5 separate regions of the Homo sapiens genome follow, and all the other regions are linked to region 1. A link is a loop called in an ENCODE intact Hi-C map of the cell type or tissue named here. Cell type or tissue: A673. All regions are shown on one strand. Links, peaks and the distances in the headings refer to the core of each region. The heading gives the core; the rest is flanking DNA. Region 1 has its middle 330 kb from the start of F9. Region 2 has its middle 130 kb from the start of FGF13-AS1. Region 3 has its middle 64 kb from the start of FGF13-AS1. Region 4 has its middle 200 kb from the start of FGF13-AS1. Region 5 overlaps F9 (coagulation factor IX).

Region 1 (5,996 bases), core at 301-5,300:
ACAGCAGGCTCTTGTAATTGAGTTACCGCCTGGGATGCAGTAAGACTAATCCATCTATATGATTTCTTCGCCTGGTTTAATGCCATTAACAAAACCGAATTAAGAAGGGGGTGGAGCTGAGTAGGACGAGGGAAAACGAATTTTCTGCATGGGAGTCGCTACCGCGCCTTCATGGCCAGGATGAAGCCTAAGGTCTGATTAATGGACTGTTCTGAGGACCAAGTCCTGCTAGTCACCACCCCAGTCCCTCAACAGAGCGCGAGGCTACCAGGGACTCGCATGCACAAAAAAAAGGCCATCGCAGAAAAGGTTTTCCAGGACGCCCCAGGGGCTATTTCCTGACTACTATCTCACCCTCCTTCCCTAGTTCGTTCATTTTCTTCCCTTCCCTTCCCTTCCCTTCCCTTCCCTCCCTCCCTTCCTTCCTTTTCTCTCCCTTTTTCTTTTCCTTCTTTCTCTTTCTTTTTCTTTATTTCTCTTTCTTTCTTTCTTTCTTTCTTTCTTTTTCTTTCTTTCTTTCTCTCTTCTTTCCCTCCCTCCCTCCTTCTCTCTTTTCTTTCTTTCTTTCTTTCTTTCTTTCTTTCTTTCTTTCTTTCTTTCTTTCTCTCTCTCTCTTCCTTTCTTTCTTTCTTTCTCTCTTTCTCTCTCTCTCTTTCTCTCTCTCTCTCTCTCTCTCTTTCCTTCCTCATCTGCCCTCTGTAGAACAATTCTTGAGCAGTTTTCCTTCTAGTTCTAATCTTCAGGGACCTTCTCTGGGTTTTGTCACAAGTATTCCTCAGGCAACGTTTCAATCCTACTTATTCCTCTTCAGCACTCGCCCCCAGTCCCACCTCACCCGTTTGCCTGGGATTGGCCATCCTGGGCGGTGGGCACTCTTTGCTTCCAGTTTACCAACAAGAGCGACCAGCCCTAGGAGGAGGGGCCTGCGTGTGGGGGTGGGGGTGGGAGGTGGCAGCCGCCGCGGTCAGTTTCACTCTCTGACCTACTGACACCCAGATCCCAGAGAGCCCTTCTCTCCCCACTGAGAGCCGGACTGTCTCAACTTGAGCAGCTAGCCAGAAGCGAAAAGTCGTCGACTCCCGGACTGAGATTCCACTGCTCGGTGCGAGCAGTTGCCAACAGGGGAGTCCCCAAAGTGTAGGTGGCGACCAGCACGGGCCTGGGAAAGCAGGCGCTAGGAGTAGAGGAGTTACAGGGGCCGGGGTGGGGGGAGCGCCGGCCTTCCATCTCCTTGGCCAACGGTGGGAGCCCGCTACAGTGGCACCCGCGGGCCCTCCCTGCCCCGGAGGGGCCAGGGTACGCCCAGCAGACACGCTCGCCCGCACTACGCGGGGCTCGCCGGGGTTTTGCCAACCGGCGGCTGACGTCGGCGCGCCCCTGCCGAGCTCTCCTTTTACTACAGCGGGCAGGCGGCTTTGTGAGGCCCCGCCTTCGCCAGCCCCCACCCTCCGCGTGCCCACACCTTGCCGTTTATATAGAATGCGCCGCGGTGTTGATTCGTGGCTCTCTAGGACCGGAGAGTTCTTTGGAAGGAGAGCGCGAGCGAGGGAGCGGGCGAGCTCCGAGGGGGTGTGGGTGTAGGGAGAGAGAGAAAGAGAGCAGGTAAGGGCCATCGTCTCCCACTCCTCCGCCGGCGAGCAACTCCGGCCCCCTTTTTGGCAAAATAATAGGAACCTGGAAATGGATTAAATAGAAAGAAAGAAAAGAGGCGACCCTCTCCTCCCCATTCCCCGCGGGCGAGAAGCTGCGCGACTCTGCGGTGTAACAGGCTCACACGTTGCTCATCACATGTTCAAACATTTCCCTTTCAGGGAGGCTTGTTATTTTTAAGTGAATATTTTTATCTTTGTTTTGATTTTTTAAAAAGCCTTCCTCGGGGTTTTATTTTGATCGAGTTGGCGGCCCGCAGCGGATTGGGAGAGGCGGGGGAAAGCAGCCTGCCAGTGCGCGGGCAGCCCACCCAGGCAACTCCCAGCGAGCGGCCCGCGCGGAGCCCAGGGAGGCCGGCAGTGAAGCCGGGGAGTCCCGGCCGCTCCTCTCGGCCGCCCCGGGGGTTGCGAGCGTGGCTCTCCGCAGGCGGGCAGAAGCTGAGGGCGCGGGGCGCGGAGGAAGCGCCGCGCCGCTTTGTCTCTTCACTTCTTGAGCGCGGCGAGCGGCTCCTCCCGCGGCCGGCCGCTCGGGATCGCGGCGGCGGCGGCGGCGACGGCGGCTCCTCCTTCACCCCTTTCCTTTCCTCCCCACTCTCTCGTAGGCAGCGGCGGCGGCGGCAGCGGTGGGGAAAAGCGGATTCCGCCCCGAACCACACCGAGGGGAGCTCGTGGTCGAGACTTGCCGCCCTAAGCACTCTCCCAAGTCCGACCCGCTCGGCGAGGACTTCCGTCTTCTGAGCGAACCTTGTCAAGCAAGCTGGGATCTATGAGTGGAAAGGTGACCAAGCCCAAAGAGGAGAAAGATGCTTCTAAGGGTAAGCCCGCCCGCCGAGTCCGCCTGCTTTCCTTTCCTTCGTTTCCCTCGCCCCCTCGCGTGCGCGCCGCCCTCCGGCGGCTCCTTGCCTCCTTCCCGGAGCCTAAGCTGCCCATGACCTCTGCGACCCCGGGAGAAAAGGGGGGGCAGAGGTCGCTAGGGGGTGGATCTAGGTTTGCACCACTTTCCCTCCTTCCTCGCGGAATTGTCGACCCTCGAGTGCCTCCAGCCTCCTCCACTTCCCCTCTGGACGCACGGTGGTGGCGCTGCGGGCAGACGAAGCTGCTGCAGCCTGGAGCGCCGGGAACCGCGCTGTCTGCTGACAGCCGGCCGCCTGTCTGTATGAGTGCATGTGTGTGCGTGTGCGCGAGTGTGCATATGTGTGCTGCGCGCGTGCAACATGGTGACATACTCAGGAATCTGCCCTGCTGTCAGAACCCAAGCTTGAACCCACCTTCAGCCCCCTCTCCCCGCCCCCAATGCAAACAAAGAGCCTGGTCGAGACGCAGAACCCCTCCCCCCTCCTTTCCCACCACCTCCTTCCCCCCCCCCGCCACCCGACACCTCCTAATCCTAAACTCCTTATCCACCCCAACCCTCCGGGAAGGCAGGAGTTTGCACCCTTCGACACGCCGCGTGCAAAGGTGAGCAACCCTGGTGCCCTGGCGCCGCCCGCGCTGCGCTTTGGCAGCGCAGCCTCGCCAAGCCCCAGGAGAACAAAGGCTGATGTCCCCTTGTCACTAGTGCCCAGCGTGAGTGGGCCTCCGCGGGAGGGGGCAGTCCTCTTCCTCTGTTTGCTGGGGTTCAGCCACCGCGCCCGGGGCACCCGACCACTGGTCCCCCTGGAGTGCGCGCCTCTGCCCAGGGCCTCCCATCGGCGGGTTGGGGAGGCGCAGCAAAGCGGTGCTCAGGCTGGGGAGAACTAAGGCAAAGGCAGGGGACGCCCCCCCACCCTTTGCCGGTTCTAGCCGTTGCCTTTCTCAGGACCGGGATTAGCTCCAGAATGTAAACTGGAGACAGCAGCCTTGGAGACCGGGGTGCGGAGAGGCACAGAGAGGGAATATGGAAGAGCAGTGGGGAACAGCAGGTGCCTTAGGTGCAAGTGTCCGAATGGCCACGGAGCAGACGCTGGAGTGGGCTGGACTAGCCCTGAGGGCCCCAAGCACACTGGACCGCAGCGACCCACGCCGAGTCCCCACTGCAGAAGTGAGGTTGCAGCGCAGGGAGTCCCAGCTTTTGTTCATGGGGGCCCCAGTTCCTTCCTGAGCCCTCAGGCCCCCTTCACTCCCACTCCTTTCTCTATTCCTTGTTCTCCTCTCCTCCTTCTCGCCTCTCCCCATCTCTCAGAGCTTTCTTTCCCGGGAGATTCTAGGGCAGCACCAGCCCTCCCCCGCGGAAAGTTGTCAAAGTCTTCAGCTCAAGGCCTTTATCCTTGTTTCTAAGTGGAGCCATTTCTCCCCCAAATAGGCGAAAGGGTGACTGAAGGTTCCGGAAGTTTGTGGAGGGGTTAGATCCGTTGTCATACGGGTCATTGTTGCCCCCGGTCTGGCTCAAGGCTAGCATTCAATCCCAAGTGAAAGAGTAACTTTGGAAAGTAGAACGACAGCTGTAGGTTTCCAGAGCTCCCCTAATTGTTGAGTCTCAAACAGGCATTTATATGATAAAGGAAAATGACTTCAGGGTCATTAAATCGTTTTGTTTTCCACTGAGGGCCCAGAGAAGTAAATGTAATTAAAGAATGTAGCACCAGATTGATCTAGGCACGTCATTCCCCTGTTGAATCTGGGAGTATTTCTCGTTTGTTTCTGGAACTTTGGTTCCTGATTTCCATCAGGTGGTTACTTCAGGTTTATTTCAGGCTACCGTTGGGAGACCCTGAAACCAAATTCATTCACAGAAAATGAGTTTCTGTTCTGTTTATAATTTGCAGTTGTCCAGAATGGATTAACGCATCTGGAAACAGGACAGGTTTCTGTAATTCAATAATACAAATTTGTACTAGGCATGTGTCATAACATTTTCTTGTGTTGACTCACCACATTTGAAACCACATACCTCTGTAGGAATTGAGTAATTAGCACTTGAAATTATGGCTGTAATTAGAATAAATTAATTTTACAAGGCAACTTTTAAGAAGGGAGTTTACTTCCCCGAGAAGATGGGAAGCTTTTGGCTGCTAAGAGCAAGATTGCCATTTCAGCCTTTCTGTTCGTTGTTGAATTTAGAGCATTTTCAAAATATTAAGTGTGTAGTAGCCATTAGTATTTTCTTCTTTCAAGTATATGAAAAGTCTTATGTGACCAAATTTTAAAGACTACTTTTTATATTAGAGATGAAAGGTACAAGGTCTACTTATCTTTTAATCAATAGAGTTTATATATGTTGACCATATTTCTGAAGAGTTTTCCTTACTTACAAATTTCCTATATATAGGTCATCTTTAATTTTTTTAAGCTGAAAAACTAATTGGCATATTCTTTGTAACATAGCAAGATATAGGATCAAGCATTTCATAGATACCTTGAATATACACACATTTAATTTTGAACAATGGTGTGACAGATGATTGGATGAAATCAAATAATTTAGTAACAGTTTGAATGAATTTCATAATCTGTTTTCAGAGTCTACTGCTCATTTAAATTCAGCCTCCCACCCCCATCAGTTAGGGCTCATACCCACAGTGTATCATAACTACATCAATTATTATAGAGTACAGTGTTTCCAGAGCTTTTAAAGCACAGGTAGTAGGTTTCCAGTAAATTATTTTGTGCTGCTGAATGAAATATGGCCTTAAGAGTACATAAATTGCTGATTGTCTTTTTAAATGACATTTTCTTCAACTCACTGAGGTTAAGACCAGTGATGGACACTGATCTTTTTCATAACCTTTTCAAAAATGTAGCCAGACAAGATAGGCTGTTCTGTTTGGAAAGGGGGCGGGGACCTTGATTCTGTTTGAAACTATTAAAAAGGCCTCTTGTGCAGCCAGTCGCCTTTTGTGTATTTATTTATGCTTTGTATAAACTTTAAAATTGGCAGATGTGTATATAGTTTGAGTCACGCGGCTCTTGGACCGGAGGATCTGTTTCCATTTCAGGGAAGAAGAAAGCATAATATTTGTTTGTTCAAGCAGATATTCTCTTAGCTTTGACTCACTCTTCTCTACCTTGTCACATAAGATCTTTTCAGCAGTCTTCTGTTGGAAAAGCACTCAGTTAAGGCTGTTTCTGGTTTGTTGCAACAGTTTTCCTGTGGCATCGGAAATCTTGTAGGCTGCTATAGATAAAACCAAATCTTTTTTGGATTAAGTAAAAATGCTAGCTAATTCTCGCTTTCAAAACTGTCTTTAGGTTTGTGGCTACATGTTTGGAGTTGGGTGTGTTCTTTTCAACAACCCTTTCCTTTGTGCTTAGCTTAACAGCCACCATATCCAGGCAAGTTTCAAGGCTCTGTGGGCTGTGGGTTCTCTTGGTGAGACAGCACTGTTGTCAGGCTGGGCTCATGCTGGCTGCTGGACAATGGAGGACAAT
Region 2 (5,996 bases), core at 494-5,493, 360 kb after region 1:
CTCTCATAATGGCACAGTTGATTCTGTCCCTTCCAAAAGCACAAAACACTGGGACAAGGGAAACATGCCCCTTTGTGGTCGCTAGTTGCCATTCAAAGAGGGTTTGAATACACACACACACACACACACACACACACACACACACAAATGGACACATATTACTATTTAAAATAGTTTATTTGGGGGAAAAAACACTTAAAAGCAGAATAGTACAGCTCACATGGTTCCTCTACTGGAGTCCTTTCTACGATACATCCAGCCCAACAAAGCCCAGATTAATCACAGCCCTCTATGGGATAATATGGGCTCAAGCAAGCCATTCATACAGCGAGGACATTTGTCTAGCAAACTGCCTCAGGCTGTGAACAAAATCGGGTTCTTTTTAAGCAACAAGGAAGGAACAAAGGGCATTTCAAAAAGTGGGGATTATAGAAGCTGCCAGCAAGTAACTTTTCTCTTATGTTCCTTCTTCAGCCATTTCCCCTCTGTACTTACTTGATTTTTCTCTGAGAAGATAGCATTTAGAATCCATGTTAGAAGATTCATGAACTAATTCAGTAAATCTCTAATTGGCATACATGGTAAGCTGTTCACTTAGTGGATAATTGGTTAAATGTACCCAGAATATTTAGTGAGGGAGAAAAAAAATCCCCAAAGCAAATCAGCATAGTTTAGGAACCTTTTCCTCTAGTGCCGCTTTTTCTTTGTGAATGGCTACTGGTGCTTAAAAGTGGTCTCTCTCCCTTCCCAGTCAGGACTCCATTTAAATATACAACCTCCATTGCATCCCTACTTAATAGAGCTTTATTAAATGGATACCATAAGCATAGCACAGTGTCTGTCAACAGTAAGTGCTCAATGAATATTTATTATTACAAATAACTTATTTATCTAACACATTTTGATATTCTGTGTTCAACGGCCATTTGCTCTAATTCCAGGTGGCAAATGACTGAGTGCTTCTCATCACCATTAGCAGAATTGATATATTTGTTAATAGGTGTTTATTGAGTGTCTTGCACAAGCCAGGCATTATGGTGGGTAGGCACAGCATGATAAGACAGATTACATCTCTGCCCTCAAGGAGGAATTAAAGACTAGCAGGAAAGCAGACTTAGAACTACTTGATTATCAAGATTGTGTTGCATTCAAAAACACTCTAATACATAGTGGCTTAAACCCGCTAAATATATTTTATTTCTCTTGGGCTATAGGTTGGCTCTGTGGTTCTGCTGATCTAAGCTGGGCATTGCTTATCCTTCCTGGGCTCAACAATATATTTGTGGTCAGCTGGTAAGGCAGGGTGGCATTGACTGTTCTATGATGAGTTTGTACAGGACACCTCAGCTCTCCATGTGTTTTTCAAGTCTTATTTATCTATTTTAATATTCATTTATTAATTTTTTTCATTGAACATTTACTGAGCAACTTTTCTGTGTGTCAGGCACTATATGGCCTTGCATTTCAATTGCTCAGGAATGAGTTCTATGCTGGTAACACACATTCAGTATTGTTAGCCTCTGGCCAGTATTAAAACCATGAAAGCAGATGAGACACATAGGGAGAGAGACTAGAGAAGCAAGGCCTGGGGCATAGAAACATTGTAAGATGTTATAGAGAAGAAAGGACTCCAGAAGAAAAAGAAGGAAAACCAAAAGAATGAGGTCTAAGGAAGCCAAGGAAGGACTCGGCTTCAGGAAGGAGGAATGGATCAGTAGAGCTGAATGCGGTAAATCGTTGCTAATTTAATACAATCCTTTCATATATCCCTTTTAGCATCTAGGCTTTGTAATCCAGTTCCTTTCAATGTAGAACAGATGTCTCTGCCTCTCACGCTCTTGGGAATAAATGGCATAAATCACTGAAATAGTTAAACTGACCCTTGATAGATAGAGTGATGAGGAATTAGATGTTGTCTAACTGCTAAGGAAAGAGTAGGTCTTTGTAAAGATGTCATCGATTTTTCTTCTCTATAATGCCTGTAAAGTTTAAGGCTTTGGCAAGACCAATTTATTCTTTTGTTGTTTATCCTTTTGAATGTAGTTAAGCTTGCTCGGTAATTTTTTCTGTAATCTAAAAATATTGGATCACTGAGAATTAAAATTAAATCACCCCTTGAGTTTGGTATTTTAAAACTGACAAACTTTGAAGCCACATTAATATGATACAATCAAGATGACATTACATGTGTTTCCAATAAAGCAAGTTTTCTGCCAACTTTACAAACGTGCACTTTTGCTAGAAATTGATTCCTTGTCTAGCAGTGAACGTTTCTTGCTGAATGAAAGAAGTAGTGTTTAAAAAGAACAAATACACAGTTTTGTGGTGAAGAACTGTTAACAATATGATATAGAGTCTATGTAATTAGGCTAAGTTTTTATCTAGGATTTGTGAATGTTGATCCTAAGGAAATGATAACTTCCTATGCAAAATATGATGAAAGTTTTCTGTACAGAGTGTCCCACTCACCAAGGTCAAATGCTACTTCCTTAGTAGCCTCAAGGGAGGAAATAGGCTATGTGTTTTTGGGATTAAAAAAATAAGAAATTAAATGAATTCATTTTTCATAGTGTAAGGTAGAGTGTTTGGGAAAAAAATTCTTTTTGAAGGTCTGTCCTATGTATTTGAAGGTTTTTTTCCCTTGCACTTGGATTGTCCCTTAATTCAGACTGTATTAGGATACTACCCATTTCTAAACTAACATGAGAGACTAGAGCTTTTAGACACTTTTTGCTGACTGCCCTTTTTCCTAAGACAGGAGAATGTCATGACAGAAAATACTGCATTCCCAAAACATCTATTGAAATAAAAAAAATGTAGAAAGAAAATACTGCATTCATGGACCTACCTCTAGCAGCATTCCATTTTTTCCTTAGCATATCCAATACTACTTTTCTCCCTGAATTTGTTTAAATTAAATCTGTGCTGAGACAGGATCTTGTGCTTTGATTATAGGTTGGAATCTCAATAGTGGAACATGTGAGCTAACCAGGGAGCTTGTGAACCCCTTTGATATCCTGTCATCCTTTTCTCACCTATGTGGTAACCTAGAGAAAGGACTTTGAAGAAGAAGGAGAAATATCTCTGTAGGTAGATGGAAGAAGGTTACATTTAACATGCGAACTGAACTTTATCTTCTCTCTTGTTTAGTAAAATCACTGCTGGTTGGAGGAGCAGGGAGTGGACACTGGGAAAATCAGAAGCCAACCTGTGCCCCTACAGTGCTCCAGAGCTTTAGTATTTATTACATTTATGGAATGTTACCTATTTTTTTTCTACATAGAAGGTTTTAACAAATCAAGCAACACATTCTCATACTTGATAATGAATAACATTGGCTTAAAAATTACACCAAATTATCATGAGAAGCACAAGTGAGACCTAAAACCCAGTGAGCAAATCTGTTAGTGATTCTTTTCAGCTGTAAAAATTAGTTGAGATATTTATTTTTCCTTCAGTCAGTAGTGCCAGGCTCTGTGTTGAGCTAGAGCAGGATTTCTCAACTTTGGTGCTGTTGACATTTGGGGCTAGATAATTCTGTTGTCAAGGGCTGTCCTATATATTGAAGGATATTGAGCAGCATCCCTTGACTCTACCCACTAGATGCCAGTAGCACCCCATCCTAGTTGTGACAACTCAAAATATGTCCAAATATTGCCAAATATCCCATAAGGAGCAAAATCACCTTGTTAAGAACCACTGGGCTGTGTAATACCTATACAAACAAAACACATATATTCTGAAAATTACTCTGCTTCTTTGAGAGCCAGTCAAAATACTTCTGTTTCATCATAACCAAGGTTCTCCATCCTTGGGTTACTAAGGTAGTAGTTTCAACTTAATTCAAACTCCGCCTTACTCTTCCTGATCCTTCCCCTGCCCTTCTCAAACCTTTAACTTATCTCAGCTATTTATACAAATATAAATATATTTATATTATATAAGGCTCTCCAGTAGAGCTCAATGCAGTGATTTGGTATAAGAAAACTGAGGCTGCTTCGGGTTAAATTCCACTGTCATTGAATGAGTTACAACTTGGTTTGTTCCCTGTGTCTACTATAGGAGATCTGGAGAAATATGACAGAGTCCCTGCCTTTTAGGAGCTTGACATGAAAACTCTGTATATGAAAAGGAATGTAAGTCAGTTATATCATGGGCTCAGGCTCAAATATAAGCTCATTCAGAAAAATCTTTTCATTGCTGTCCTTTTAGAAGGCTTCTGCTCAGTCTAGCCTTTCTTCAGCAGGGCTGATGATGAGCAGAGGTGAAGGTATTCCTCAAGATTTTATTTTTCATGTTTTCATATCTAGTTCAACATTGAAAAACTTAGAACATTCAAGCTAACTATTCAGACTCGACTAACATTGGGTACCTATAATGGTGCCAGGCACTGGGCTAGTTGCTTCACTCAGTATTTAATCTTTAAAATAACTGCCAAAATGAAGCATCACTTTTTCCTTACCTCATCCTGGTTCCTTTACACTGTCAGCAAGTCTATGAGATCAGGAAAGAAGGAATTTTGGAATTTTCACATAATATTTTGGGGGACATGCAGTAACTAAACTCATTAAAATTCAGAGAAATTAATACTCCAAAAGACTATCAAAGAATAGAATTAAGTTTACCTCTTAGCTAATTTAATGTATTTTGATTTATTTTTTCAAAAGCAATTGTGGTTTATCTGGTTCCTGTTTCTTAGCTTTGATTTTGTTCCTTTATCGTAGTAAAGTGTCCTCAGTGACTCATGTTACTTTGGATAAGGTCCGTTCCTTCCTTGAGTCTCCATATCCTTATATATATATAAATAAAAAAAATTTTTAAAAAGGATTGGATAGGTACTGAATTCTCTTATTTTGTATATCTCAAGATAGTTTAAAATAAGACTCAATTTGTTATTATGTTTCCTGACAACTTTATGCATAGTTAAAATGGAAATTCAACTAATAGATATGGTTGAAGTCTGACTTCATAATTGTTTCAAGTTTTTGCTGCGTTGGTTGAGCTTGAGGGGAGGTTTCCTGGCCATATAATGATGGCCGTGGGCTTCTCCTTTTTCACATTTTTGCTGAAACTCGTGATCTTAATTCTGGACTTTGAGAAGATTAAAGCCTAGGCATGACCTGGTATGGGCACAGGGAGAAGGAAAAGTAACATTTTGTAAGTACTTGCCTGTCTTCCTTTTGAAAATTAGGTAATATGATCGAATTAGCTAAGTAACTTACCCAACATCTCACCATTAGAAAATGGGGAGATCGAAGTACAAAACTATATTCTCTTTCCAAGCCACACTCTGTTTCTTCCAAAAGGGAGACTCTCAAGACCTGCCATATGGATTAGGAGGTAAGCATACTTTTCCTGTTAACTCTGTGACCTGTTAACTCTTCCTTTTAGTGCCTCAAATCTTGACTTCAGGGACCTAATGCTTTCATGAACCTAATGCAAAGAACCCCTTGCTTTGTGTTATTTTGTGGAAGAATAATTTGGAGCAAAGAAAATCCCCTCACCATAGGCAGAAAGTCAGAAACTGGAAGCAAGAGAAAATGCTTGGTTGGTAGACCACCACCCTGGCCACTGGACTTCGTACCTTTATATCCTGATTCAAAATGGTAGATATCAATTTTAACATCACTCCTCAATTCACCAGCCCCTGTCTTGGGGCTTCCCTGGCATTCATCTTCTACCTATATTTCCTTCCTTCCCTTCCAGATAACACAATGAGAGTCAGGTATGGGGAGGCTTTATTCTGAAAGGAACCACATCTGTTTTCACTTTCCCTTTTTCATTTAGATATCCACTGTTTTATTATTGTTTTATTATGATTTCCCCTGTAGAGAAGTATACAGTGGCAGGGCGACCTGTTGTGCATATTGAATTTTACCCTTCATTTACTCCAATGTTTGCCTATTTCTGCTAGAAGCTGAACAGCAATCCATATTCTCCCTGTGTGTAAACTGTTTCTGGATAAGCATTAGGTACCATGGCGGGATGTTTGTTTA
Region 3 (5,996 bases), core at 380-5,379, 430 kb after region 1:
AACCACTACTCTCTTCAAAGCTGTCAGACAGGGACATTTAAGTCTGCAGAGGTTACTGCTGTCTTTTTGTTTGTCTGTGCCCTGCCCCCAGAGGTGGAGCCTACAGAGGCAGGCAGGCCTCCTTGAGCTGTGGTGGGCTCCACCCAGTTCGAGCTTCCGGGCTGCTTTGTTTACCTAATCAAGCCTGGGCAATGGCGGGCGCCCCTCCCCCAGCCTGGCTGCCGCCTTGCTGTTTGATCTCAGAGTGTTGTGCTAGCAATCAGCGAGACTCCGTGGGCCTAGCACCCTCCGAGCCAGGTGCGGGATATATTCTCCCGGTGTGCCGTTTTTTAAGCCTGTCGGAAAAGCGCAGTGTTAGCGTGGGAGAGACCCGATTTTCCAGGTGCGGTCTGTCACCCCTTTCTTTGACTAGGAAAGGGAACTCCCTGACCCCTTGAGCTTCCTGAGGGAGGCAATACCTCGCCCTGCTTCGGCTCGCGCACGGTGTGCTGCACCCACTGTCCTGCACCCACTTTCTGGCACTCCCTAGTGAGATGAACCCGGTACCTCAGATGGAAGTGCAGAAATCACCTGTCTTCTGCCTCCCTCATGCTGGGAGCTGTAGACCGGAGCTGTTCCTATTCGGCCATCTTGTCTCCACTTTGGATGTAAGCCATTTTAACTGGGATGTGGTAATATCTCATTATAGTGTTGATTAGCATTTCTCTGATAATTATGTTAAGCACCTTTTCATATATCTGTGCCATTTGTATGTTTTCTTTTGAGAAATACCACTGTCTGGCACTCCCTAGTGAGATGAACCCGGTACCTCAGATGGAAATGCAGAAATCACCTGTCTTCTGCGTCGCTCAGGCTGGGAGCTGTAGACCGGAGCTGTTCCTATTCGGCCATCTTGGCTCCTACCCCCACCTTTTCAATAAGTTATTGCTGTTTAAACATTTTTATGATAGCTGCTTTAAAATCCTTATCAATCAGGTAATGCTAACATCTAAGTCATCTCAATGTTATTATGAACTGAGTATCTTTTTTTTTTTCATTTATGTTTTGCGTTTCCTGGATCTTGGTATGACAGGTGATATTTTTGTTTGTGTCCTGGACATTTTGGCTAATATATTGGGAGACTATGGATCCTATCTAAATCTTGTATTTTTAGCAAGAAGTCACTCCATTGAGATTTGGCGTCAAGGTTCTGGCCTACTTTGTGAGTTGAGGCTACAATGGCAGTTTAATATTTTTAGAGCTTTCGCGGTGCTATTTTGGTCGGCATGGTTTATCTGGTGCCTTGGGAACTCCCACTGGTCCTTGCTTGTGCTGCCTGAGGGAGCAGACAGGGTTTTCCCAGGCCCACAGAAATAAAGAACCTTCCTTGGTAGGCCACTTGTCGTGGCTGGGCCTTTCCCATCATTTCCACCCACCTGCTCCAGCATCCTCTGGCAGAAGAAGGGATTCTTGGGTCCTTTTTTCTCCTTTGTTGGGACAAAAATGCTTCACGTACAGGGCACCCTCTTGTGGTAGAAATCCCCTGGTTGCTGTTTCCTGGATACCTGATGTCTCTCAAAATGGGAGAGAGTGTCAGGTCCGTAGAAACAAAAAACCTTTTTGGACAAGGTCTGCTTGTTGGGGCAGGATACCCATTGCCAGTACTGCCTGGCTGCCTGGTGTTTCACAGTAAGGGAAGAGAGTCCTGGGCTGTCAGGGAAGGAGAGTGCTTCCCCTGGCTACTTATTATTAGTAGGGCTCCCAATCATGTCCCCTTGCTGCCATTCCCAGGTTCACCTGATATTGTGAGAGGAATTACCATTTGATCCAGTAAAGAAGCAAGCCTACCTGGGCTGCCATCTGCTGTTCTGTCAGGGATCAGGAAATGCTGGGTCTGTGTCACCTTGTTCTGTTGGATAGGGGGAGGATCATAAGACACCCTGCTACTGTGCTATTTATCCAATACTGGGATCCTAAACCAGTTAGCCAGCCTTTTACCACCTTACAGAGTTTTCCTCTAGTTGTTGCTTGCATTATTCCCAGGGTTCATATTTGTATTAATACTTTGGGCAGAGGAGCAGGGAGAAATACATCTACACCATCTTGTCTGGACCAGACATCTGATTGTAGTTTAAAGGCCTAAAATGGGAAGCAAAGAGAGGGAGAGGAGAGTCAACAGAGCGAGGTCCCAAAAAGTGCTTAGAGAAAAGAACTCAGAACACAGATGAGGATATAAGTATTAGCAAAGGACAGAGAGGAAAGAAGATGCATATTCAGATAGGTTTATAGGTTTGGTAGCAGGAATTTGAGGACATTCTTAGCCGATGAATCTACTTACTTTCCTGTGAAACAGAGAGGCAACATAAGAGCCCAAACTCGATGTTTTACATTTTTGGTTATGAACCCCAGTTGCACTTCTTACCAGTTGTGAGGCCTTTGGCATATCACTTAAATCCCTGTGTGCCTCAGTTTCCCACAAAATGGAAATTAAAACAGCATATATCCTCATAGGACCGTTATGATGGTTAATTGAAGTGAGTTAATATTTGAAAATGCATTTAATATGGTATAAGTGTTTGTTATGTAGGCAAAAATATCTCGTAAGGTTCTTACGAGATATTAAATAAGATAAGCTCTACAATGTGTGCAGCAAACTGCCTGGTATATAACATTCAGTGTTACTATGATTTTCAAAAGTATTCTTTGCAGGCTTAGGATATTTTCTTGAAGTAAAATCATAGGTCACAATTTGCCAATCCCATGTTTTTGTCAGAGAGGGTCTAGGTGACAGTGGGCACAAATACATAATATCAGTCTTGGTAGAAATAGTAGGGATGGGGAAGCTGCATATGAGGAACTCCAAGATGCAGTTGGAGCATCTATTTCCCTGGGAAGCTTTAGGCAAGTGCCCAAGGCCCACTGAGCTTCTCCAGCCTTAGCATACATTTTGCTATGTTGTATGCAGCTTTCTGCCCTCCTTTTCTTGAAGTCTGAGTGCTCCTCCAGGGTAGAGACCGGCAATAGGAAAAGGTTTCAACTCCCTCACATCACAACATATCTCCATGCTATAATATACACCCTCTCCCAAAGTAACATTTGAAAGTCCCTGAGAAAGCCAAATGGACTCAAGTGTCTGGAATATGTTAATATGGGCAGTCAGCTGCATAAATTGCAAAACAGAAGTCATGCTTCTATGTATTCTGTGACAGCAGAAAAATCGTAGGATCTTCTATCACGATGGGAAAGGAATACAAAGAAGAATTAGTGCCATCTTGTGGAGTGATATATCATTACCACTTAAGAGTCGCCAGTGAGAACTGGGTTATATTTTTTTAGTATCTCCCGAGTCCTGGTCTGCAAGAAATGCTTGAAAATTACTTGCAGAATTAAATGAATAAATGAGAGACGAGATAAGAATTGGATGGAGACTTTGTTAATTTAAACATCACCTTGATAAAATGTTTGACGCACTGTCCATTGCGATTTGGAGACCTTTAAAAATGGTGTTGTAGACACCCCAAGTCATTATTATGTACCTACCATAAAGGAAAATGAAGAATAAAATATTTGCATTAAGAAATCAAGAACTATGAACTTTTTCTTGTCCTGGCCTTATCAGTAGTAGGTGAGTAAACTTTCTAATGGTATTTTTCTCTTCCTGATTATCAATGTGCTGCAAATTAATAAATCATTCAAAGAACACGAAGAGCTGGGGCACAGTGACTCATGCCTGTAATCCCAGCACTTTGGGAGGAGAAAAAGGGTGGATCACTTGAGGTCAGAAGTTCAAGACCAGCCTGGCCAACATGGCAAAACTCCATCTCTATAAAAAATACAAAAATAAGCCAGCGTGATGGCGCATGCCTGAAATCCCAGCTACTTGGGAGGCTGAGGCACAAGAATCACTTGAACCTTGGAGGTGGAGGTTGCAGTGAGCCAAGATTGCACCACTGCACCCCAGCCTGGGTGGCAGAGCAAGACCCTGTCTCAAATAAATAAATAAACATTTTAAAAATAAGAAAAACAAAGAGCATGAAGAATATGGGTAGCTTCGGAGCAGGTGGGTGTTGTCCATATTCTATTAAGTTTAATGAAAATAAATTGCTGACAATCAACTATTTTGACCTATAACAATGTCAGTTTCTTATGGATTGGCCTAATATTTTAAATCAGTTCACTTAATTTATTCTGGGTATATGATAGGTCAGGATATTGTAGTAGGCCCTAGATGATACAGGGACAAATAATACATGGGCCTTGCCTTTAGGAATCTTACCATTTGGTGTGGAAGTGGGCACTTAGATACCATGCCTTCTATTTTAATAATTTCTGTTAAGTGCCAACAGTGTGGAGTTAAGCCAAATTTTGTGGAGGTGCTATGAGAGGTCTAGGAAAGCATAATGGTTTGGAATGGTGGGTAAGAGCAAGGACTCTGGCACCAAACTCTCTCAGTTTGAATGTTAATTTCACTACTTACTAGATGGGTGACTTTGGCCAAAGTGCTATGCTTTTCTATTCCTCAGTTTCCTCATATATCAAGTGAGATCACATACTGCCCACCTCATATGATTGAAGCAAGGGTTAAGTGAGTTCCAAAGTACTTGGAATAATTCCTCATGCATAGCAAGTTGTGTATAAGTTTTAGCTGTCTTCGTCACCATCATCAGTCATCATCATCATCATCATTACCATCATCACCTCTATTCCTGCAGAAGTATTAGAGTTGTGTTTTGTAAGCTGAGTTAAATTTCATTATTCGTTTTTTCTTTTGAAAACGTTGCCAATAATTTATTTATTGAGTTCCTATTTTTCCCAGTTCCTGTGAAGAATGGGTAGGAATACCCTTACCTACTTTTTTCTACTAGATCATCATTTTTGTAAATCTGGGCCTGAGGCAAGAGCTTTACAGGCAAAAGCATGGGACAATGAAAGGACAGAGGACAGTAAGACTGTTGTCATTGGAATGAATGGCTCATGGGGGCTTGTATCAAGTTATGGAGAAGATAAGCCAAGACTTAGATTATTTGTATCTATTCACGTGTATATTTGTGAAGGCAAAACCTGTTCTCGGTTGGCTTTAACAAAATCAGCTGAAATAGCTGGACAGAAGCTACATAAGGTAAGGGCAAAGGCATGCTGCATTGCTGGCATATAGTACCTTAGGCCTATTCTGTGGATACTTGGTTGATGCTGAATGCTCTTTGTCCCCAAGTTGTAAAATCACCCCTCCTTGAAAATTATTCTCTAATAAATTTTTTAATCATAAATTAATTTTGTGCCATGGCAAAGGTATTGACAGCTAAGAAGTAAAACTGTAAAATTAACTGCTATGGACTAAGAACGGCTAAAATTTCACTTTGTTTTTAATGCCTTAACCACCTGACAACATATTGTAGCATGACTTTATGAAACATGGATAACATTCATCATTTGAGTCTGGAGATCCAAATTCAGTATTTCAGAGTGGGATCATGATGGGCTGTAGTCATGAGTGTTTACTATGTTGTAAAAACGTCCAAGTGGGAATAATGACATGTTTGCACTCCCTGTGACTTGATCACTGAAATCTGGAAAGCTCATCAACTTCACCCATTGTCAAGTCCACCTTTGCTCCTTTGTCCTCTGAGGACCCAGTGAGATCAGCATTTTTCTGGAAGGGCTGCAAGTGACCCCACTGGAAGGAGCAGCACTGTGCATCAGGATGGATTCCCAGGCACACTATACATTGTGGGGTCACAGGCCATATGGGTGGACTAACTGATTTCATGGCTGTATTTGAATTGACTTCCCTCCTGGAATCCTGATGCCTCTTTTAATTTTATGTGGCAACTATCATTTGCTTTTGCTGATCATTCATTCAATCACCTCTATCATTTCTCAATGAGGGCATTTTTAAATATATTATTTATATATTTTTATTTTTTTTTTTTTACTAAATATAGACCAGCCATCAACTTGAACTTAAAAACTGACACACCAGTTAGTTCGGTCAATAGTGCAGAAATATTCTTCTATGC
Region 4 (5,996 bases), core at 479-5,478, 290 kb after region 1:
GTCAAGGAATTATTCCTGAGTATCTTCTGAGACAGGGTGTTATTCTGGGTGTTTCGGAACATATAGATGTGAGGAATATGCAGTCTCCACTTTGACAAGTTTACAGATGGTTGCAAAGTTTTGGGTAAAGGTAAATTATTAGCTGCCTGTGATACAAGATAAAATATTTGCCATGGAGATTCAGAGCAGTGAAGGCCCTTGCATGTTGGGAGAACGAGCAAATACTTCCAAGTGGGAAATTAGATTTGAGATAGACTGTTTTTTTTTAACTTTTATTTTAATTTCAGGGGTACATGTGCAGGTTTGTTATATAGGTAAACTTGTGTTGTGGGAGTTTGTTGTACGTATTATTTCATCACTCAGGTATTAAGCCTAGTATCCATTAATTATTTTTCCTAATCTTCTCCCTGCCTCCCCCCACCACTCTCTGGTAGGCCCCAGTGTGTGTTGCCCCCCTCTGTGTGTCCATGTGTCCTCATCGTTTAGCTCCCACTTATAAGTGAGAACATGTGGTATTTAGTTTTCTGTTCCTGCATTAGTTTGCTAGGGATGATGGCCTCCAGCTCCATCCATGTCCCTGCAAAGGACATGATGAGATAGACTTTGAAAAACACACAGGATTTGACCAGACACAGGCATTCTCACTACAGAAAAAAGCTGGAACAATGGCCTGGAGGTGCGCTCAGGCAAAGTATGTATGAAATTGTCTTCAAAATCTACTGCAAGACTTTCAGATTTCCCTGGAAATGAGATAATTGCTCCTTTATTGACATAAGTTGGGGTTCATTTTACTATTTAGTCACCTGAGGATATGTTAGTTATCCCAGCATCCCAGCACCTCCTTTGCTTGAAAAAAATCCTTAGTGCTGGGGCCTTTGAGCTGTGGGAGTGAATGAATAGGCATGGGACCAAATTGTAGGACACTGGTAAGTATCCTGCACTGGGATACTGACATAGAGGCCAATAGGTTTAGGAAAGCCAAACAACCTGCTTACCTCACAGTATAAATGAAAAAGCCTGGGCTTTGGAAATCAGATCAGCCTGGATTTCAATCCTGGTTCTTGCTATTAATGTTTTCCTAGGCACATTATTTAATCATTAAATATAATGTCTGTCATGTAGCTGATACAGTTGGTATATTATAAATTTTCAATAAATTAATTACCTGGGTCCTGTGTGTAGAGACCATGTTTCAAGGAGGGATGGTAGATGCTCACCTGGGTTTCCATAGAGCCAAAGTATATTTCTCTTGCTGTTTTATAGCATACTCTGTCTCCTTCAAATCTCAGCTTTTTGCTTGGCTCTAGCCAAGATTGGAATGTTCCCTTAAATATTTCTGATCTAGCAGAAAGACCAGCCTTTCAGAACTTGCAGTGGCTTCCTTTGTTGACATTAGATTCATTTGGGACTTCTTTAAGTTGATGCTGCCATCTTCCTATGCTTTGGCCTCTACTTTGAACTTTCTAATCTTGCTGGTTTTGCCCTATCTGCTTGGGAATTTGACCACAACAGTACCAAGGTACCAATGTCACCTCTAGGCTAAACTAATGTCTTCTTGTAACTTGGTCTTTTCATATGGCACATCTTGCCAATCTTATGGGTTGCTCTTTGTGATCAAAAATGACCAACCTGATCATGACGGAGGGTATTGGGCACCAGTCTGGGGCCAGTGTGAGTATTTCTTGAGCTTGAGGTGGACTCCTTAACCTTGAAGACTCCTAACATGATGTCCTTATGTCCTTTAGCCAAATGCAGGAAGACCTGTGGTACATAGCTTGATCTTGTCTCTTTATACTCTAAACAAGCTGGTGGGCTAGATTAACTTCTTCAGGCCATCCTGACTCTCTGGCTTTTCTTTGAACTGTCTCTGGGGCTTTTGAGCAGCCTCTGGACTCCATGATGGAATGGGAAGTTTGTGATATAAGAGCTATGATACACTAACTTAATTTTTTTTTGCTCCTGTGTTTCCCAGACTCATTAGATTATGGCACACTCCTGCTCATGTGCATGCCAATTCACATATATACCCACCAAATGCCTGCTAACATATTCAGATAATGTTTTTCTCTCACTTTGGAAAAATGTCCTAGTTTAATCCTCATAAACATGCTGTGAAATGGATTTATTATCTCCCTTTTATGGATGCAGAAATGGAGTTTAAAGAACTTACAGGATTTGTCCAACATCACCTAACTGTAAGTTGCAGAGTTGTACACACTAATTAGTAATCCCGCTGCTCTTTGACCACACTCACTGTGCCTGCATGCATTAGCCCTGCTATTGGCCCTTGTGATAAAAATGTCATGCTAGCACAAAGTTGGGAAACAATACCCTTCCATAGGGTGGCCATGCCAATCAGAAGCCAATGTTACCTCTCTTAATCTTAAAGCATGAATGGGCTCTACTTCAGGTCTAATTGAACTGAGACCATAAAACCAAATTGAGAAGGCTCCATGGGTGTGTCATTTAGTCTCACATCCAGGAGCTTTCCATTGGGTCTGCTGCCACATTTACCTCTCTCTGGGTTTTGGGACATTCTCACATGGAAGGAGCCGAGATCGTGGCATAATTACCACCTGCTCCATTTGGGTACTCTGTCGGCTTCTACATCTACCCTCAAGTCTCCCACTCCGGGTGAGAGCAATGGTAGAGGCTTTTGTAGTGCTGATCATTATCTCCATCCCCGGGAAACAGGAAAACAGCACAATAGCAAAATCCTTTTGGCTATAAGATTTCCTGTCCCTAAGTCACAGAGGAAAACCACATAAAGACAACTAGAAGCTCAGTAACCCCCAGCAAACCTAGCTATGCACATTTAGCATGTCTAAGCAGCCTTAGGTTCAAATTCTGGTACATTGCTGTGTTTCTCTGAGCCTCAGTTTCAGCATTCATAAAATGGGGATAATAATACTTGTTTCCATTTCATAGTGTGATTCAAGGAGATAATTGATGTACTATGTTCTGTGTATGTCTGATGGACACTCTAAGGCAGAATTTGAAATAAAGACATTGCTTCAGCTGAAGGCAGATGTTAGGAATAGTTTGTTGTTAATCCCACCCTTTGGCAACAAAGACATTTCAACATCCAGTATCAGGCTGACTGTGACTCACAAATGAATTCAGAATAATAGCAATACCTGTGAGCTCTCAGACTGGCAGTCAGAACCCTGCTGAAAGGATTAGCGCCCGCAGCACATGGCAACTCTGGTAATGGTGACTTGAAGAAGTAGTAATGTCTCAGCTCTTTAAATTGTGTGTTTTTTTAACTAATATAATTTTTAAAAACTTCATTAGCAGCACAGAATGTTAGAACTGAAGGATCTTCCTTATCCCTGCCTCTCCTTTTACAGATGGGAAAACTAAGGACCCTCAAAAGGGACTGTACCTGGCTTCAAAGTGACAGAAGTAATAGATGACAAAAATGAGATTCTAACTTGATCTCTTGTATAATGTCAATATTCTGATTTTACATGCTCATTAGATAAAATTGAAAAAAAAAAAAAAGAAAATGATGGCCAGGCACGGTGGCTCACGCCTGTAATCCCAGCACTTTGGGAGCCAAGGTGGGCGGATCATGAGGTCAGGAGATCGAGACCATCCTGGCTAACACGGTGAAACCCCGTTTCTACTAAAAATACAAAAAAAAAAAAATTTAGCCGGGCGCAGTGGCGGGTGCCTGTTGTCCCAGTTACTCGGGAGGCTGAGGCAGGAGAATGGCATGAACCTTGGAGGCAGAGCTTGCAGTGAGCCGAGATAGCGCCACTGCAGTCCAACCTGGGTGAAAGAACGAGTCTCCGTCTCAAAAAAAAAAAAAAAAAGAAAATGATTAAGAAGAAAAAGATCACCAATAATCCTACTCTACAGACATATACATCATTAACATTTTGGTGTATTTGATGCACCAAATAGCAAATACCTCTCTTTCTGTCTTCTCTGTGTGTTCATTTTCTTTCACCTGTTCAGAAACATTAAAACTCAGGTCTTCTGACTTCACGCTCAGTGCTTTCTCTTAGCATATCAGGCTGCCTTTCTAATCAGCATTCTTATTTGATATTTAGTAACCAAGAGTTAGGTTTTAAATTCTCAAAACCAAGTAAAGCTGCCAGTGAAACCCCATGTGTATATGGCTCATTAAGAAAACAGGTGTAATAATGAAATCATGAATAAATAGATCACCAAAATGGCCTAGATCAGAGAGCCAAGCATGATGCTAGACAGAGGTGTCTCAAAAAGCACAGCCACATCCCTGCCCTCAAGGAGCATGCTCAGTGGCATGACCTCTATCTGAAACAAGGGCTGTCTGCCTGTGCTCATCCCAGCTCAGAAATGAAGCAGAAAATGAAAAGGCCACATGGGATGCTTCCTACAGTCCTGTTAATGTCAGGAGTGCAATGCCTAGGCCCTAGGCATTTTGACTCAGCTTCAGTTCTCTCTCCCAAGGCTGAATTACTAGAACTCCAGCTGCAGCCTGAACTTTAACTCCCTGTTCTCTTCCCAACCCACAATCTTGTTATCAGTCTGATTCTGATCTGTTAGGGAGAGGGGAGGGGGAGCTAGCAGAGATGTGACTAAGGGCAATTGAGATAGGTCAGAATGGCCTTGCAGTATATTCTGTCTTAGTGAAGGTTTTGCTAAACCATTGCTGCACTGGGGAGAGAGTAGGAGAACCCCTGCCTCCTTGTCCGCATTCCCTTAGTTAAGCTGAGCTAAGATGATCCCTCCAAGCTTTTCCTAACAGGGAATCTACATTCTCTGTGTCTTGCTGGCTGGCCACAATTCCTTGGGGAGGCAGGAGCTAACTCTACCGTCCTAGCCAACTTGAATAATAGGAAATAAATGGGATGGAGAGCCAGGCAGCCTCTTTGTTACACAGCACGTTAGTGAAGCAGCTATCTATTTTTAGAAGAGGGGGAAAAAGTAGTAGCTTACTCTTTTGGGATCAGCAGGTGGAATAATGATCTGCCAAATTTTAACATTCAAGATTTTTTAGCTGGGCTACAAATGAGACAGACTTTTGTGCCTGCCTCAGTGCAATGCTGTCAGTGTAATCGCACATCCCTGGGCAACTAAAACATGAACGCTGGGGAAAGGAGATATAGGACTCCATGTCACAGAACTGAAGGCTGAGGGTGCATGCTATACCAATAGCCTGATTGATTTAATTAGAAAAAAAATAGGTGGCCTAGTCACCAGGAGTATTGAAACCTCAGATCTCTGCTCAAATGTTACACTCAGTGAGGTTTTCCTTGGCATTCTATTAAAAGTAACGCTTGCCGATGACGCTTCTTTTAGCCTGCATTATTGTTCTTTCCTGTACGTATCGCTACCTGACATTGCTTTTTATCTGTTTATTAATTTTTCTATTTTCTGTCTCAGCCACTGGAATGTAGGGCTCAAAAAGACAGAGGCTTGCCTTTGTTCACTGCTATGTCCCCACGGCCTAGAACTATGCCCAGCACATGATAGGTGCTCAGGAAATATATGTTGAATGAATTAATGAATGAACATGTGAATGAATAAACTTAGTATCCAATAGACAATGAGTATGCCAATAAAAATGACAAGAGCAATTAATAATTATTGCATGCTGCACATTAACTCACTTAATCCTCACAGTAACTCTGCATGGTACATACTGTCCTTATTTTCATTTTACATTTAAGGAAAATTAGACTTGGGGGTTAAGTGACTTGCCTCCGTGGCCTTTGGGTCACAGCATGAATAAATAATACAGCCAGGGTTTGATCATCAGCCTGGGGACAATGATTCCAGACATATCAGACTGAGCATTCACTTAATAGTATTTTGCATTGGTTTTTTGGAATTTCCTTCCATGATTCTTACCTGGCCCTGTAAAACTCTTTCGATAAAATGACCATATGAGATGGATGTTTCATTTCCATCTGCTTAACCTATAGCATCCATGGACTTGTCATTATAAACTCCAACCAGAAGAGCAGGATATGCCTCATTGTTCTGTGACAAAAAGAACCCAT
Region 5 (5,996 bases), core at 468-5,467, 350 kb before region 1:
GCTCAGTAGGCTAGTTAGGCCAGGATGGATGACATCCACAGCCCCTGGGCAGAGAGATTATGATGTAGCTAGTCTGACTCCTGACAAAGACTTGCTTCCTGGAGCTTCTACTACTTTCTGGTGGATGGCTAAGAAATATGGTTGTGTTCTTTTAAGTCTGAAGAGCATTATTTTTGCCAACCCCTGACCAAACATCCTTGCCAAGGAAAAGGCCTAAAATATATTTGCATTTAAAGATATTACAAACTACTTGGTTTTGGAATGTTTGGCCGTTCAGGATCATAGCTATCAAAATATTAGCTATTTGGGGTATGAGATGTCTGCTCGGTCAAGGACAAGTTCTTAAAGACATCATGTTGGGGAATAATGGGGAAAATGGGAAGGCATATGCTCTGAGTAAGACATCTGAGTTATAATCTGTCAAACATTTTTGTTAGTCATAGTCTAATGGGAGCCTGTTTTCCCTCTTTCAGACTCACACATACACAAAAACCAACAACACACATGCTTCTACAAAATATACATTCACATCTGAATTTATGCTCTTCATTGACAATGCCAGCCCAGAACAACAGCTCTTACCCTTTGGTTTTCTTCCTAACCTTTAACTCCAACGTAACCGTTACCTGCGATTTCAGTAAAACCATTATTCTCCCTACTTACCCACCCAAGTTGTACAATAAAGAGTGTTTGCTCTCACTCATATACAAAGCAAATTCATTTGTTTGTGATGTACAGCTTGCTATGCCCACAGATGTGGTTTGCCTAGTCCTTTGCTCTAGGTCATTTGACTGGGAACAGATGGGATGCTCACTTTGGTTTTTAATGGTTAACTAGTCATTGAAATGCATTTCATCAAATAATCTTAGAGGATAATTGTTTAAATGTCTGTCCAGACTAGCTTTGTAGAGCCAGGTGCGATTACACATGTCACGTTCTTATTTCTCTTAATTGAATTTTTATCATCTGAGATAGGAATAATAGAGGGCTTTTTCAAGTGAAGATATTACTATAGTCTTAAGACCTTAGTGTAACATCCTGGCCCCTAAGGAAAAACAAGTTCTGGTTCATACATATAATAACTTTGCATGTTATCTGCCACTGAGATGTGTCCTAATCGAACAGAAAGGATTGAATCTCTGTAGCTAGCTGTACAGGGCAAGAGCTGTACAGGGTACCTTTAAAGATAGCTTCAGGCCAAAGCTGAGGAAAGTGGATGGAGACTGGGGAAAATGCTAAGACATTTTAAAGATTTTCTTTAGGTCAAAAATAGAATAAGAAATAGACCATTTCCCTGGACATTTTCTGTAGGTTAATACGGTTAACTATCGGTAAATGCATATGCTACAACTTAATATAAGCATAAGGAAAGCTTAATCACTTGGCTTCCATTGTATTCTTTTTTTTTAATCTAATAGAATGATCTTCAAATTGTTAAATGTAGAATAAATACGCCACACACCGAACTGAGGCCTATGGTAAAACAGAAAATGGAAAAACCAGGTACTTCACATAAAGGGCCAAATAGTTCTTCGGAAATGTGGGAGGAATTTTTGGGGCCAGTTTGCGCATGCTTAGAATTGTCAGCTGGCAGGGTCATGGGCATGGGATCCAAACCAAATTAAAGCTTTAGAAAGCCAAAATGCGGTGTTGCTTCTTTAAATCTGTCGGTTTTGAGCTGTTGATGAAAGCTATCTAGTAATACAGGCGTTGCAGTTTCCCTTTTTTCACTAATATTCAAAGGTTTTCATTTCTTCCCTACGTGGCGGTATGCAATTCAAGACTTGTTTTAGTTTACTACACCTCTAGACATATACTAACTCTAAGAAAAACTCATTTCTGTTCCTGTGTAGTGCATTTAACCCTCTAGCTTCCTCTTTCTACTCCTGAAGTATTTCTTCAGAGACCCTGCTTCCTTTCCCGAGTTCTCAAGGAGCTCTGAGCCCATCGCTGGGCATCTGGAGGGAAACTGAAGTACCTCCTTCCATTGGCCTCACGCCGTTCCTGTCCGGAACCTTCTAACCTTGCGCGACTTTAGAAGCTGGCCCGGCCCGCCAGTGCCTTTGGCTTTAGGAGGTAGCAAACAGGATGGGGCCGGCAGCGCCGTTCCGGAACCATAGGGGGCTCCTGGGAAGCTACCATCGCGAACAAGGCGCGGCTGCGTTGGCCCTTGGCTCCAGCCTGGCAAGCTGAGGTGAAAGCCCTGGAATAAGGTAAGAAATGAGCGTGACCGCAGACGGGATACGTGCTAGGTGAACATGGCTCTGTAGGGTCTCAAAGCTGGACAGGATCCCAGCAGTCCCTTAGCCTGCTCTGATCTCTGGCCAGGTGAACAAATGCCCTCTCCCTGAATGGGGCTATCTAGCCGCTGCTGTCCCCAGTGACAGAACAGCTCTTTAAGTCAACAATTCCGACAAACATTTGTTCAATCAACATTTGCTCCCAATGCTGCCCAACCTGCGTAACCAACCCAGTGGTTGTTGGTTGGAAAGGGCTTTCTTAATGGAGGTCAGAATCGTCTTGCCTGCTTGCAACTTTCACCCTTAAGTCCACAAAGAAGTTGTCTTCCCCTTTCCCTTGTGGCTCTTGCAAACAGCTCACCTACACCTTTTCTTTAACAGACTAACCATTTCTAGTTTGTTCAATCTGTTCATTACTCCAGATGAAAGTGAACTCTCTATGTTCTTCTTTGTGAGATTTCTTCACCAAGTGATCACTTTATTTCCCACCCTGGCTAATTTGAAAGATAAAAGAAACAACTCTGAAGAGAAAGGTTCTTATGAAGCATCAGCATTTTGAAACACTCTTTTCTAGGTGACACTGCTAAACAGTATTTCATATTTCAAAGCTAGATATATAATGTTTTCACCACTGAAGCCCCAGCTGTTGCTTGCTTTCTCTTGATGCCTTAGTCACAGCAGGTTTGCTGCAGTCTGATCTGCAATCAAATCTAGTATTTCCTCCCTGCAGATTAACCATGACATGGTGGAGCTGGCCCATCCACAAATGAGGAGAGATTCTGGTTTCTTTCATTTCCTGTTTCATTTTGTCTAAAAATGACTTTTATACACTCAATTTATCTCATATTTTTGAAAACCAGTAACCATTCATAAGGAACTGGATGGAGGTGGTGTGGAGGAAACAATGCAGAAGTATGACAGGGTCTTTCACAACTATTCTGGAAAGTAGCTCAGCTTCTTGCCTTTGGAAAAGAATAAAAGTGCTTTGAATCTGTACACATCAGTAATCTTAGTTCATGTGGATGAAATAGGGAGTGAACATATGTGCATGTGTATGTGTGCACATGCATGTATGAGTGATCTTGAACATTCCAAATGATCTTAGCTAGGCTTGACAGCAAAAAGACAACAGGTACAATAACTATAAGTGTGCAGTGAGGTCATGAAATGATTTGAAATAATGTGTATCATTTATATCTTCTCCCTCCCGGAACAACCACAACCACCATCTCATAGTCTTTTCTGCTTGAAAAGAAAATAAGGTGTCTGCTTGAGTTACTAAACTTTCTTTCAGGAAACATCTGCATTGTTAATGCATTGGCAAACATCTGGTTTAAAGGGGGTGGGTGAGAAACGGAAATGATGTGACTAAATTGAGCCTTTATACCCTGTTCCCCTTTTTAGTTCTGATTTAAATGTATTTGCCATTTCATTTCTGGAATGACAAGGAGACAATGCTAAACTCACAAAGCAGACATCCTTTTTTTTTTTTTTTTTTAATCTTGGACTTTTTTTTTTTTTTTTTTTTTGAGACGGAGTCTCGCTCTGTCGCCCAGGCTGGAGTGCAGTGGCGGGATCTCGGCTCACTGCCAGCTCCGCCTCCCCGGTTCACGCCATTCTCCTGCCTCAGCCTCCCGTGTAGCTGGGACTATAGGCGCCTGCCACCACGCCGGGCTAATTTTTTGTATTTTTGGAAGAGACGGGGTTTCACTATGTTAGCCAGGATGGTTTTGATCTCCTGAATCTTGGACTTTTAAAAACGGAAGTTATCTTCTTAGCTAATATATTCTCCTGGGTTCTTGGATCCCCTACTCTGAGCACTGTTCTATGTCCCACAAACCCAAGGAAGATAATTGTCATAAAGTAGGATCTTTTGTTGTAACCATGTTATCCATGGAAGTTGGACACATAATGAATGAAAATACATGAGAACACAAAATGACAAAATTAGAGAGAATAGATACATGGATATTAAATACATTGAAGGCATAATAACAGTGCTTGCACTTAAGAGGGATTGTTCCAGGAAAGGTTCATAAAGAAGGTCAATATTACAGAGTTGTGAAGAAGAGTAAAGATATGGATGAGTGAAGGAAGGGGTTATGGTAGGTAAGGGAAGCAGTCCTCATAGGGTGCAATTAAGTAGAAACAGAGGAGGTAAAAAGGAACATACAGTGTCCCATTTATGAGTTATAAGATCAGGTCCAGCAAATATTGTCTTTTTAAAAAGCAAAGGTAAAAGAAAGGGAAAACCTTGATTGTGATGTTCTGCCACTCTTTGATACCATTCTCCACAATGCTTGTGCAATTATACCTACCACCCCATCCCCAGGTATATGTGTAATACCTTACATCCATTATGTTGAAAAATGGCAGGCATTCTCAAGAATCCTGGATAGATACACAGCTAGTCCCAGAAAATTCCAATGCTGTTAAAACTGAGGACATTTACCTGATTCTGGCTTAAATTGTCACCAGTTTGATAATTGCAAACTTTAAATTTATCAGTCTCTAATGGCAGAGATTCTAACCTCAGTAGAGAAATCCATGAAATTACTACTAAATCATGACTGTGGCAACTAGGGAGTTTTAAGTTACACTAAACTATTATAAGTGCTATCCAATAGAAATTTCTGCAGTAATAGAGTGTTCTATCTCCGCTTGCACTCTCCAATACAGTAGTTACTAGCCACATGTGGTTGTTATGTGCTTAAAATTTGGCAGGTGCAATTGAGGAATTGAATTTTTAATTTCTCTTAATTGTAGTTAATTTAAATTTAAATAGCCATATGTGGCTAGTGGTTACCTATTGGACAGCACAACTTTATATAAGGACCATCCTGGCTTCCTGCCTGGGGAGGGGGGCCAAAGAGGTGGGTTATTTCTTCTCACAGACGGAATCTCTTAGGCTTCAGCTGTAGGCTAAGTTACAACCCAGATTTTGCTACAAATGTAGCTCTTGGTTGTTAAATGAAAAATGTGCATAGGTAATTCTACATATGTAGGTTGTTTGCAGACTACGCTTGGAGAAATGTCTGCAGAGCACCCGGGAAGGACTAGGTACAAGTGCATTATTTGGTGTTTTGAACCCCGGCTTCTGTAACAAGTTCATTTCCTTTGGGCCAGTGTTTTTCTTTTTCTGTTTTTTGAGATAGGGTCTTACTCTGTCACTCAGGCTGAAGTGCAGTGGTGTGATCACAATTCACTGCAGCCTCGACTTTCCAGGCTCAGGTGATTCTCCCACCTCAGCCTCCTGAATAGCTGGGAGCACAGGTGGGAGCCATCACACCTAGCTAATTTTTGTATTTTTTTTAATTAGAGGTGGGGTTTCGCCGTGTTGCCCAGGCTGGTCTCAAACTCCTGGGTTTAAGCAATCCTCCCGTCTCAGTCTCCCAAAGTGCTGGGATTATTGGCATGAGCCACTGCACCTGGCCTAGTTTTCAAACTATAATGTGCATCAAAATCACCTGCAGTGCTTGTTTGCGCACAGACTGCTGGGCCCCACCCCCTAGATATTCTGATTTGGTAGGTCTAGTGTAGAGCAGGAGAATTTGCATTTCTACGTTCCCAGGTGATTCTGATGCTACCACGAGAACTATAGTGGTAGATCAAGACTCTCTCTCATGCCCTGTTTCTTGGAACCTAGTTCTTGCCTTAATCCTTCCTCCTTGAGTCCCTTTCTTTACCCCCTTTTAAATAATCCAATTTTTCTTAGCCTAAAGACTTTCCAACTCTCACCAGTTTTTGCAAGGGCTG

Evidence for each region. A loop is a pair of places that touch in the nucleus more often than their neighbours do. Peaks named below come from ENCODE experiments on the same cell type or tissue, not always from the same donor. Only the 100,000 strongest peaks of a DNase experiment are listed, where the experiment ranks them.
Region 2: a loop joins it to region 1, with 3.0 times the contacts of the local background. A loop is called at or near these places in 5 of 110 quality-filtered maps.
Region 3: a loop joins it to region 1, with 6 times the contacts of the local background. A loop is called at or near these places in 3 of 110 quality-filtered maps.
Region 4: it touches region 1 in a loop (3-fold over the local background); 3 of 110 quality-filtered maps call a loop at or near these places.
Region 5: a loop joins it to region 1, with 4 times the contacts of the local background. A loop is called at or near these places in 3 of 110 quality-filtered maps.

Annotation. Positions count from the first base shown.
Region 1 is chrX:139,200,527-139,206,522 of GRCh38, reverse strand. It overlaps a transcript of FGF13 not described here. Among named protein-coding and RNA genes, the nearest start is that of F9, 330 kb to the left of the region's middle. In A673, for the core only: CTCF peaks have their summits at 2,668 and 3,333; DNase peaks (open chromatin) are centred at 1,432, 2,712 and 3,352; H3K4me3 peaks cover 3,803 bases; H3K27ac peaks cover 1,769 bases.
Region 2 is chrX:138,840,336-138,846,331 of GRCh38, reverse strand. It overlaps a transcript of FGF13 not described here. Among named protein-coding and RNA genes, the nearest start is that of FGF13-AS1, 130 kb to the right of the region's middle. In A673, for the core only: a CTCF peak has its summit at 3,601 (motif pointing right); no DNase peak of the experiment used is centred there; H3K27ac peaks cover 844 bases.
Region 3 is chrX:138,772,950-138,778,945 of GRCh38, reverse strand. It overlaps a transcript of FGF13 not described here. Among named protein-coding and RNA genes, the nearest start is that of FGF13-AS1, 64 kb to the right of the region's middle. RefSeq lists an enhancer at 1-1,132. In A673, for the core only: CTCF peaks have their summits at 1,515 (motif pointing left), 3,068 and 3,272 (motif pointing left); a DNase peak (open chromatin) is centred at 3,225.
Region 4 is chrX:138,905,894-138,911,889 of GRCh38, reverse strand. It overlaps a transcript of FGF13 not described here. Among named protein-coding and RNA genes, the nearest start is that of FGF13-AS1, 200 kb to the right of the region's middle. In A673, for the core only: no CTCF peak of the experiment used is centred there; a DNase peak (open chromatin) is centred at 2,709; H3K27ac peaks cover 1,743 bases.
Region 5 is chrX:139,551,586-139,557,581 of GRCh38, reverse strand. All of the region lies in intron 6 of F9 (coagulation factor IX), which reads right to left. Among named protein-coding and RNA genes, the nearest start is that of F9, 24 kb to the right of the region's middle. In A673, for the core only: no CTCF peak of the experiment used is centred there; DNase peaks (open chromatin) are centred at 3,071 and 3,571; H3K27ac peaks cover 2,640 bases.